Regions from separate parts of the Homo sapiens genome. Here region 1 is linked to region 2. Evidence: chromatin loops called from intact Hi-C (ENCODE). Cell type or tissue: heart left ventricle. All regions are shown on one strand. Each heading gives the region's core, and the rest is flanking DNA. Links, peaks and the distances in the headings are about the cores only. Region 1 has its middle 8.5 kb from the start of SEC11A. Region 2 overlaps ZNF592 (zinc finger protein 592).

Region 1 (5,369 bases), core at 262-5,261, 60 kb before region 2:
TATGGATATCCAGAATACAATCACATTCATTAGCAATCATTTATATATACATTCAAGTACTTTAAAATATTTACCTAAAGTCTCCTAAGAGCCTCTCTTCAAGGTACTCACGCTGAATCTGTGTGATTTGGCTACTGCCTCCTCTCCTTTTCTTTTAGTCACCCAGGCTGGAGGGCAGTGGCATGATCTCAGCTCACTGCAACCTCCCCCTCCCAGGTTCAAGCGATTCTTGTGCCTCAGCCTCCCGAGTGGCTGGGATTACAGATGTGCACCACCATACCTAGCTAATTTTTGTATTTTTAGTAGAGATAGGGTTTCACCATGTTGGTAAGGCTGGTCTCAAACCCCTGACCTCAGGTGATCCACCTGTCTTGGCCTCTCAGAGTGCTGGGGATTACAGGCGTGAGCCACTGCTCCCAGCAGGCTACTGCCTCTTTCATCAACTTGATATCTGACGTTCCTTGCCAACTTGTTACCCTATAGTCCAGACATACTCAACCATCTATACTCCAGCATATGTCATAGGAATTAAAGAAGTGATCTCTGGAGCCAAACTGCTCTAACCCTTACTGTGTGACTCTAGATGAGTTACTTTACCTCTATATGCCTCCATTTCTTCATCTGTAAACAGATATTTTAGCACCCAGGGTTTTTTAAATTATTATTATTAGAATTAAGTGAGCTAGTCTGGGTGCAGTGGCTGATGCCTACAATCCTAGCACTTTGGGAGGTCAAGGTAGGTGGATTGCTGAGGCCAGGAGTTTGAGACCAGCCTGGGCAACATGGTGAAACCCTGTCTCTACAAAAAACGCAAAAATTAGTTAGGCATGTTGGCACATGCCTGAAGTCCCAACTACTCAGGAAGCTGAGGTGGGAAGATCCATTGAGCCCGGGAGGTTGAGGCTACAGTGAGCCATGGTTGCACTACTGCACTCCAGCCTGGGAGACAGAGCAAGACCCTGTCTCAAAAAAAAAAAAAAAAAAAAGGATTAAGTGAGCTAATGAATAAAACCCACTAGAGCCAGGTGCAGTGTCTTACACCTGTAATCCCAGCACTTTGAGAGGCCCTGGCAGGAGGATCAGTTAAGCCCAGGAGTGCAAAGCCACAGTGAGCTATGATCCAACCACTGCATTCCAGCCTGGGTGACAGAACAAGACCCCTGTCTCTCTAAAAACAAACCAAACAGCGGGTGTGGTGGCTCACACCTGTAATCCCAGCACTTTGGGAGGCTGAGGTGAGCAGATCACAAGGTCAGGAGTTCAAGACCAGCCTGGCCAATATGGTGAAACCTCGTCTCTACTAAAAATACAAAAAAAAAAAAAATTAGTCGGGCATGGTGGTATGCACCTGTAATCCCAGCTACTTGGGAGGCTGAGGCAGGAAAGTCATTTGAACTTGGGAGGCAGAGGTTGAAGTAAGCCGAGATCGTGCCATTGCACTCCAGCCTGGGCAACAGAGCGAGACTCCATCTCAAAAAAACGAAACAAAACAAAACAATATACCACCAGAACAGTGCCTGACACTTAGTAAATCAGTAAATCATGGTTATTATCAGAATGTCCTCCCACTTAGAGGGCTGACAAACTCCTGCTTCTCTTCCAGACCCTGTCTAGGTGTCATATCCTACGTGAAGCCTGTCCAGACCGCCCCAAGTCAGAGTTAATTGCCTTTTCATTAGTTCCTCACCTGTTTCTTTTTTTTCTTTTTTCTTTTTTTTTTTGAGACAGGGTCTCCCTCTGTCACCCAGGCTGGAGTGCAGTGGTGTGATTACAGCTCATTGCAGCCTCTACCTCCTGGGTTCAAGCAATCCTCTCACCTCAGCCTCCTGAATAGCTGACACTAGAGGCAGGTGCCACGGCACCTGGTTAATGTTTTTATTTTTTGTAGAGATGGGTTCTTGCTATGTTGCCCAGACTGATCTTGAGCTCCTGGGTTCAAGCAATCCTCCCACCTCAGCATCCCAAGGTGTTGGGATTATAAGTGTGAGCCATTGTGCCCGGCCATATCTTTCTATCTATCTATTTTTTTTTTTTTTTGAGATGGAGTTTTCACTCTTGTTGCCCAGGCTAGAGTGCAGTGACTTGATCTTGGCTCGCTGCAACCTCTGCCTCCCGGGTTCAAGCGATTTTCCTGCCTCAGCCTCCTGAGCTGGGATTACAGGCGCCAGCCACCACATCCGGCTAATTTTTTATATTTTTAGTAGAGATGGGGTTTCATCATGTTGGCCAGGCTGGTCTCAAACTCCTGACCTCAGGTGATCCACCCGCTTCGACCTCCCAAGGTGCTGGGATTACAGGCGTGAGGCACCGCGCCTGGCCCCCATACCTATATTTTATATGTACTTTTTTTTTTTTTTTTTTTTGAGACAGAGTCTCACTCTGTCACTTAGGCTGGGGTGCAGTGGCTCGATCCCGGCTCACTGCAACCTCCTCCCCCTGGATTCTAAGCAATTCTCCTGCCTCAGCCTCCCGAGTAGCTGGGATTACAGGCACCTGCCACCATGCCTGGCTAATTTTTGTATTTTTAGTAAAGACGGGGTTTCACCATGTTGGCCAGGCTGGTCTTGAACTCCTGACCTCAGGTGATCTGCCTGCCTCGGCCTCCCAAAGTGCTGGGATTACAGGCATGAGCCACCGCACCCGGCCTATACGTATTTTTTTTTTAGACGGAGTCTCGCTCTGTCGCCCAGGCTGGAGTGCAGTGGCGCCATCTCGGCTCACTGCAAGCTCCACCTCCCGGGTTCACGCCATTCTCCTGCCTCAGCCTTCCCAGTAGCTGGGACTACAGGCACCCGCCACCAGGCCAGCTAATTTTTTGTATTTTTAGTAAAGACAGGATTTCACCGTGTTAGCCAGGATGGTCTCGATCTCCTGACCTCGTGATCCACCCGTCTTGGCCTCCCAAAGTGCTAGGATTACAGGTATAAGCCACCGCGCCCGGCCAGTATTTTTATATGTCCCTTATTACATGGAACTTCTATCATGTTCAATCTTCTGAATCTAAAATAAGGTGTCAGTGCCTCACCAGAGATTCTTGCTGTCCTAAAGAAAAGCTCATTAACACATTTGGGTCTATAACTGGTGAACTCAAACTGAACTGGTGAACGAATATTTTTGGGGTGGAGTACTTCCTGTGTTGGGCCTGCCTAGTCCAGATTTGTCAACATCCTGCCTCCCAACTCCCACTGTTAACTAGGCTGCCCAGAGAATAATGCACAATACCAGCCTCACCCCTCACCCTGGAGGCCCTAACCACACATAACTTCTTTCAGTTCCCCAAAAGGCTCTGGGCATTCCTTAAAGCCACTCTTTCTGGCATTCTCTAGCCCTTATTTCTCCCCTTTGCTTAGCCATTCTTTACTTAATCTTTAGGTTCCATCTTAGACATCATTCCCTCCACCCCCAACAACCAAAGCCTTCTCTTATCTCCCAAAATGGCTTAAATTATTCTCCCAGGCAGCCACTGAGCCCTTCATTCTTCCCCTATCACAACACTTATCACATTTTATTGTCATTACTTGTCTGGCTCTTCTGGTAAATTGTAGGCTTCACAAGCCAGGCAACATGTCTGTAAAGCTATCCCAAGTTGCAGTCCCTGGCCCATAGTTGATGTCCAGTAACTGCTGCTAGGAGAAAAAATGGGTCAGGTGTAATGGCTCATGCCTGTAATCCCAGCACTTTGGGAGGCTGAGGCAGGAGGATTGCTGGAGCCCAGGAGTTCAAGACCAGCCTGGACAACATAGGGAGGCCCATCTCTACAAAAAATGAGAAAAAAAATAGCTACGTGTACTAAAGCCTGGGCAACAGAGTGAGACCCTGTCTCAAAAAATAAAAAATAAAAAGAGAGAGAAAAGAAATGAACAAATGAATAAAAGGAAATGAGTGTTCATCAGCAGCACCTGCAACACATTCTCCTGCGTTTTTTCTTTTTTTTTGAGATGGAGTCTCGCTCTGCGGCCCAGGCTGGAGTGCTGTGGTGTAATCTCGGCTCACTGCAACATCCGCCTCCCAAGTTCAAGCAATTCTCCTGCCCCAGCCTCCCGAGTAGCTGGGACTACAGGCGCGCGCCAGCACACCAAGTTAAGTTTTGTATTTTTAGTAGAGGCAAGGTTTTACCATGTTGGCCAGGATGGTCTCGATCTCTTGAACTTGTGATCCCAAAGTGCTGGGATTACAGGCATGAGCCACCACGTCTGGCTTCTCCTGCCTTTTTATCTTCCCAAAAGAATCTGTGCACCTAGTTTTGTTTTGTTTTGTTTTATCGAGATGGAGTCTCTCACTATTGCCCAGGCTGGAGTGCAGTAGTGCGATCTCAGCTCACTGCAACTTCTGCCTCCCGAGTTCAAGCGATTCTCCTGCCTCAGCCTCCCAAGTAGCTGGGAGTACAGGCGTGTGCCACTACGGCCAGCTAATTTTTGTATCTTTAGTAGAGAAGGGGTTTCACAGTGTTGGCCAGGATGGTCTCCATCTCTTGACCTCATGATCCGCCCACCTCGGCCTCCCAAAGTGCTGGGATTCCAGGCGTGAGCCACCAGCACCCGGCCACACCTGAGTTTTTAAAAACAAACAAACAGCAGGGCACGGTGGCTCACGCCTGGAATCCCAGCACTTTGGTAGGCCAACATGGGCAGATCACTTGAGCTCAAGAGTTTGAAACCAGCCTGGGCAACATAGTGAAATGCCGTATCTACAAAAAATACAAAAATTAGCCGGGTGTGGTGGCACACATATGTAGTCCCAGATATTTGGGAGGCTGAGGTGGGAGGATCGCTTGAGCCAGGAGGTCAAGGCTGCAGTGAGCCAAGATTGCACCACTGCACTCCGGCCTGGGTGACAGAGCCCGACCCCATCTTAAAAAAGTAAAAATAGGGCCAGGCATGGTGGCTCATGCCTGTAATCCCAGCACTTTGGGAGGCTGAGGCAGGCGGATCACCTGAGGTCAGGAGCTCAAGACCAGCCTGGCCAACATGGTGAAACCCCGTCTCTACAAAATACAAAAATTAGCCGGACATGGTGGCGTGCACCTGTAATCCCAGCTACTCAGGAGGCGGAGGCAGGAGAATTGCCTGAACCTGGGAGGCAGAGGTTGCAGTGAGATGAGACTGTGCCACTGCACTCCAGCCTGGGTGACAGAGCAGAACTCTGTCACAAAAAACAAACAAACAAACAAAAACACTTAAAAACAAACAATGGAGAGCTGTACTGGAAACACTTAAAATTTAAAACTAGAGACTCTCAGAATATGAATTTTCCTCACTTCCTTCAAAATCCAGCTTACCCAATTAAACATGTTTTCAAAGAAAAAAAGAAGGAAGGAAGAAAAGAGAAAAAAAGTACAAAGAAAATACTCTAATGCTGAAATGCTAAGA
Region 2 (5,369 bases), core at 291-5,290:
TAGAATTATTATCCTATTCTTTGTATATTAGTCAAAATAGAATTTAGGCTTCCCCCAAACTGTCACTTGGCCAATTTGATAACTGTTGGTACTTTGCAAGTCACCCTGTTCCTCAGGTTTAATGGAGGAGCATTCACCAACTGATAACAGTTTTAGGGTGAAAAGGAATCAAGTGTGTCTGCTGAACAGAGAAAAAATACCTAGGGATGATATAATTTTCTAGAGTTTATTCATGAGACAACACAAATAGCAAATCATTTTGGATTTGATTGAATTTATGCAGAAAGAAACCCCAAAGTTATATAAAGTTAGTGAGTAATTACTAAGAGTAAATTAGCAGAAGTTATAGCCAGGTTTCATGTATTAATCAGTAGTTTTCTAAAGGCTGGAAGTGCTAAGTGGCTTTTTGCTAGTGCACATGATCGTGGAGGGATGATATTCCCTGAGAAGCTGAGGGAGTATGGTAGGAGTATACTCTCTGTGGCTTTGTAATAACCAGCCACCAATTTCCAGGTACTGAGGTTTAAGATCATCCAGGCAGGCTTGTTGCTACATTTCACTACTCTTTCCATCTCTGCCCCCACCTCTCCAGCATTTTAGAAACCTGTTGGGGTAAAACTGAGGTGTGTGGCTTCCTGTCATAGTATGTGGGGTTCTGCATGGGTGTGCTGGCTGTGTGTGCATTAGTTTGATGGGTGTGTAGTGAAGATGGTCCAGTGGGACCCTGGTGGTCACTGATTCTGTTTTCTGTTTCTGTTACAGCCCTTGCCAGCATCCAGCCATGGGGGATATGAAAACCCCAGATTTTGATGACCTTCTGGCTGCCTTTGACATCCCAGACCCCACCAGCCTTGATGCCAAGGAGGCCATCCAGACACCCAGTGAGGAGAATGAGAGTCCCCTCAAACCTCCAGGCATATGTATGGATGAAAGTGTGTCCTTGTCTCACTCAGGATCAGCCCCCGATGTGCCGGCCGTGAGTGTCATTGTCAAGAACACCAGCCGCCAGGAGTCATTTGAAGCGGAGAAAGACCACATTACTCCCAGTCTCCTACACAATGGATTCCGGGGCTCAGATCTGCCTCCAGATCCCCACAACTGTGGGAAATTTGATTCTACTTTTATGAATGGAGACAGTGCCAGGAGTTTCCCTGGCAAACTGGAGCCTCCCAAGTCAGAGCCATTACCCACCTTCAACCAGTTCAGTCCAATCTCCAGCCCAGAACCTGAGGATCCCATCAAAGATAACGGATTTGGGATAAAGCCCAAACACTCTGACAGTTATTTCCCACCCCCTCTTGGGTGCGGGGCTGTGGGAGGCCCAGTCCTGGAGGCTCTGGCTAAGTTTCCGGTTCCAGAGCTGCATATGTTTGATCATTTTTGTAAGAAAGAACCCAAGCCAGAACCCCTGCCCTTGGGGAGCCAGCAGGAACACGAGCAAAGTGGGCAGAACACAGTGGAACCTCACAAGGATCCGGATGCCACTCGATTCTTCGGGGAAGCTTTGGAGTTCAACAGCCATCCTAGCAACAGTATTGGAGAGTCCAAGGGGCTTGCCCGGGAGCTTGGTACCTGCTCATCAGTCCCCCCTAGGCAGCGTCTAAAGCCAGCTCATTCCAAGCTGTCCTCTTGTGTGGCAGCCTTGGTGGCCTTGCAGGCCAAAAGAGTGGCTAGTGTCACTAAGGAGGATCAGCCTGGCCACACAAAGGATCTCTCAGGGCCCACTAAAGAGAGTTCTAAAGGTAGCCCCAAAATGCCCAAGTCACCAAAGAGTCCCCGGAGCCCTCTGGAGGCCACTAGAAAAAGTATCAAGCCATCGGACAGCCCTCGTAGCATCTGCAGTGACAGCAGCAGCAAAGGCTCACCGTCTGTGGCTGCCAGCTCCCCACCAGCAATTCCCAAAGTGAGAATCAAAACCATTAAGACATCATCAGGGGAAATCAAACGGACTGTCACAAGGATCCTGCCAGATCCTGATGATCCAAGTAAGTCCCCTGTTGGGTCACCTCTAGGGAGCGCCATTGCAGAGGCCCCCAGCGAGATGCCAGGGGATGAGGTGCCTGTGGAAGAGCACTTTCCTGAGGCAGGCACAAATTCAGGGAGCCCCCAGGGGGCCAGGAAAGGGGACGAGAGCATGACAAAGGCCAGTGACTCGTCATCTCCCAGCTGCAGTTCTGGGCCCCGGGTCCCAAAGGGGGCTGCCCCAGGCTCACAGACAGGCAAGAAGCAACAGAGCACAGCACTGCAGGCATCCACCCTGGCCCCTGCCAACCTCCTGCCCAAAGCCGTGCACTTGGCCAACCTGAACCTCGTCCCCCACAGTGTTGCTGCATCAGTGACAGCCAAGTCTTCAGTGCAAAGACGGAGCCAGCCACAGCTTACACAAATGTCGGTGCCCCTGGTCCACCAGGTGAAAAAGGCTGCCCCACTGATTGTAGAGGTCTTCAACAAGGTCCTTCACAGCTCCAACCCCGTGCCCCTCTATGCGCCAAATCTCAGCCCGCCTGCGGACAGCAGGATCCACGTGCCGGCCAGTGGGTACTGCTGCCTGGAGTGTGGAGACGCATTTGCCTTAGAGAAGAGCCTGAGCCAGCACTATGGCCGGCGGAGCGTCCACATTGAGGTACTGTGCACACTGTGCTCCAAGACGCTGCTCTTCTTCAACAAGTGCAGCCTGCTCCGGCACGCCCGTGACCACAAGAGCAAGGGGCTCGTCATGCAGTGTTCCCAGCTGCTGGTGAAGCCTATCTCTGCGGACCAAATGTTCGTGTCGGCCCCTGTGAACTCCACGGCACCAGCAGCCCCAGCCCCTTCATCCTCTCCCAAACATGGCCTCACTTCGGGCAGTGCCAGTCCCCCTCCTCCAGCCTTGCCACTCTACCCAGACCCTGTGAGGCTCATCCGGTACTCAATCAAGTGTCTTGAATGTCACAAGCAGATGCGGGACTACATGGTCCTGGCTGCACATTTCCAGAGGACAACAGAGGAGACAGAGGGGCTGGTAAGCAGACCCTCACTGTTACGGGTATCGGGCCCCTGGCTCACACAGGTTCCATGACTGGGCATGGAGAGGAAAGCTCATTGATATGGGGGCAGTGGTGGAATCTTATGAGTCTTAGAAGAGGATGTCTGCCTGAATATTTAGTGTTTGGTGTTTGTTGGAAAAGGTGTCCTGCCCATACTGAGGTGAGACCCTAATTTAGCAAGTGTATTTACGGACGTGTCCCGTGTTCCACTCAACTTCCCCTCAAAGGGTCTGTCAAGGCCCAGTGTCAGGCCCGAGATAGGTCTTTACTGGATGATCTCCCTCTGGTCTCTGGCAGGTGTCAGCACAGTCTTAGCATGTGACCAAGGAACTTGGGGACAGAGATAGCTGAGTCACTGCCCCTGCACCTCAGTCTGTTCTAAGAACTTTGTCTTTTTTTTTTTTTTCTTGAGACGGAGTCTCACTCTGTCACCCAGGCTGGAGTGCACTGGTGGGATCTCAGTTCACTACAACCTCTGCCTCTGGGGTTCAAGTGATTCTTATGCCTCAGCCTCCCAAGTAGCTAGGACTCCAGGCATGTGCCACCACGCCTAGCTAATTTTTGTATTTTTAGTAGAGACAGGGTTTCACCATGTTGCCCAGGCTGTTCTTGAACTCCTGGCTTCAAGTGATCTGCCCACCTCAGCCTCCCAGAGTGCTGGGATTACAGGCGTGAGCCACTGTCCCCAGCCAAAGAACTGTGTCTTTAATAAGTTGTTGTTCTGCCCTGCAGTGACACAGCTGTTCTTGCAGAGTCCTTTTGTGGAAACTGCAGTAGGGCCAATGGCAGGGCTGGGATAGGAGGAAGGAGAGTGGACAGACATGTGGGGCCTGTGGCAGAGGTTTATGGAGCCTCCTTCTTTCAACTGCGTTCTCACCACTCCAGGAAAGCAACTGTGCTTGTCTGCTTGTTTTGATTCTTGGTTATGCTTGATGAGATTCATTTAAAAAAAAAAAAAAAGCCTTCTGCGCTGAGAATACCCTTTGGCACCTTCTGTGTCTATGTTATGTGTTAGTGGTTTCTCTGAAGAAAGAGGCCTCCAGAAGGTGGTTCTCTTCATGACATAGCCAGACCCACCCCTCATGGTGCTTCCCTAAGCTGGTGCTACAGAGGCCTGGGAGGAAAGTAAAACAGCTCTTTTTGCTTCAGTTCAGCCAGGGTTCTGTGCATGTGTTGGTAGCTGTTGAGCTTTGCATGTGTTCCCTGAGTGCCCACTGTGCATGGGCTGGGGGTCTATGCCAACCAGGGGATGCCGGCAGAAGGGAGTCTAACCTTCAGGAGCTTACAGTGGCCTAGCAAGGGCAGTGGTCACCACCCAAACAGCTACAGTATATGGCCAACTGAGAGTGGGGCTAAACCAAGGTTATAAACTTAGTTGCGCAGAGTGCCCCAGAGGGACTAATTCACGATGACTCCATGCGTAAGGAAGATGCTGTGTGGAGGTGAAATTTAAGTTGGGCTTGCAAGGATGAGTTTGGAGGAGTAGGAGGGGCAAGGGTGTTTTGAGTATAGGGAGCAAAGGAATATGAGAGTGCAGAGTGGGTTTGAAGAAGAGGACATTGTTATGCATGAGGCTGGTCTTGGAAATATTAGGGTAGAGGTCAGAGGTTGAGTTTGGCGGGCCTGTAGGGCTTCTGCAGAGGACTCAGCCCCCCAAAGGGGCCAGAAGGTGCTATAGGATCCCACTGTGGCCTCTCATCTCCTCCTGCTCTGTTTCAGTTTGCATTTTTCTTCTGATGCGTCAGATGGGGTGTGGGCACTCTGGGTCTCTTCCCCTGGGGCTTCAGTGTTCTTGCTGCCCCAGCATGGTTGAGTTGGGCCAGGTTTACTTTATCTGAGTCAAGGGGCCATGAGGAGGCCCCATGGCAGTGGAGGTCTGATGCCTGGGCCTGGGATTTTTTCACACTGGTCCTTACGTATCTTTTTTTTTTTTTTTTTTTTTTTTTGTGAGACGGAGTCTTGCTTTGTTGCCCAGGATGGAGTGCAGTGGTGCGATCTCGGCCCACTGCAGCCTCTGCCTCCTGGGTTCAAGTGATTCTCCTGCCTCAGCTTCCTGAGTAGCTGCGACTACAGGTGTGCGCCACCATGCCTGGCTAATTTTTGTATTTTTAGTAGAGATGGAGTTTTGCCATGTTTGCCCAGGCCGGTCTTGAACTTCGGACCTCAAGTGATCCACCTGCCTCGGCCTCCCAAAGTGCTGGGATTACAGGCATGAGCCATCACACCCGCCTCCTTGTGCATCTTCTAAAATTTGAGTAGGCAGAGGTCTGGGTGTAGGATCCCAGGCTGGCATGGCACCTTTCTCATCTTACATCCTCTCTGTGTCATTCTGCCCTAGTGGGA

The links. Peaks named below come from ENCODE experiments on the same cell type or tissue, not always from the same donor. Only the 100,000 strongest peaks of a DNase experiment are listed, where the experiment ranks them.
Region 1: it touches region 2 in a loop (2.5-fold over the local background); 5 of 110 quality-filtered maps call a loop at or near these places.

The regions. Positions count from the first base shown.
Region 1 is chr15:84,721,933-84,727,301 of GRCh38, forward strand. No RefSeq gene overlaps it. Among named protein-coding and RNA genes, the nearest start is that of SEC11A, 8.5 kb to the left of the region's middle. In heart left ventricle, for the core only: no CTCF peak of the experiment used is centred there; no DNase peak of the experiment used is centred there; H3K27ac peaks cover 1,176 bases.
Region 2 is chr15:84,781,895-84,787,263 of GRCh38, forward strand. ZNF592 (zinc finger protein 592) reads left to right here. Exons shown (of 11, transcript NM_014630.3): 4 at 763-3,001. The coding sequence starts at 782. Among named protein-coding and RNA genes, the nearest start is that of ALPK3, 33 kb to the right of the region's middle. RefSeq lists enhancers at 606-1,193, 1,194-1,781. In heart left ventricle, for the core only: no CTCF peak of the experiment used is centred there; no DNase peak of the experiment used is centred there; H3K27ac peaks cover 1,538 bases.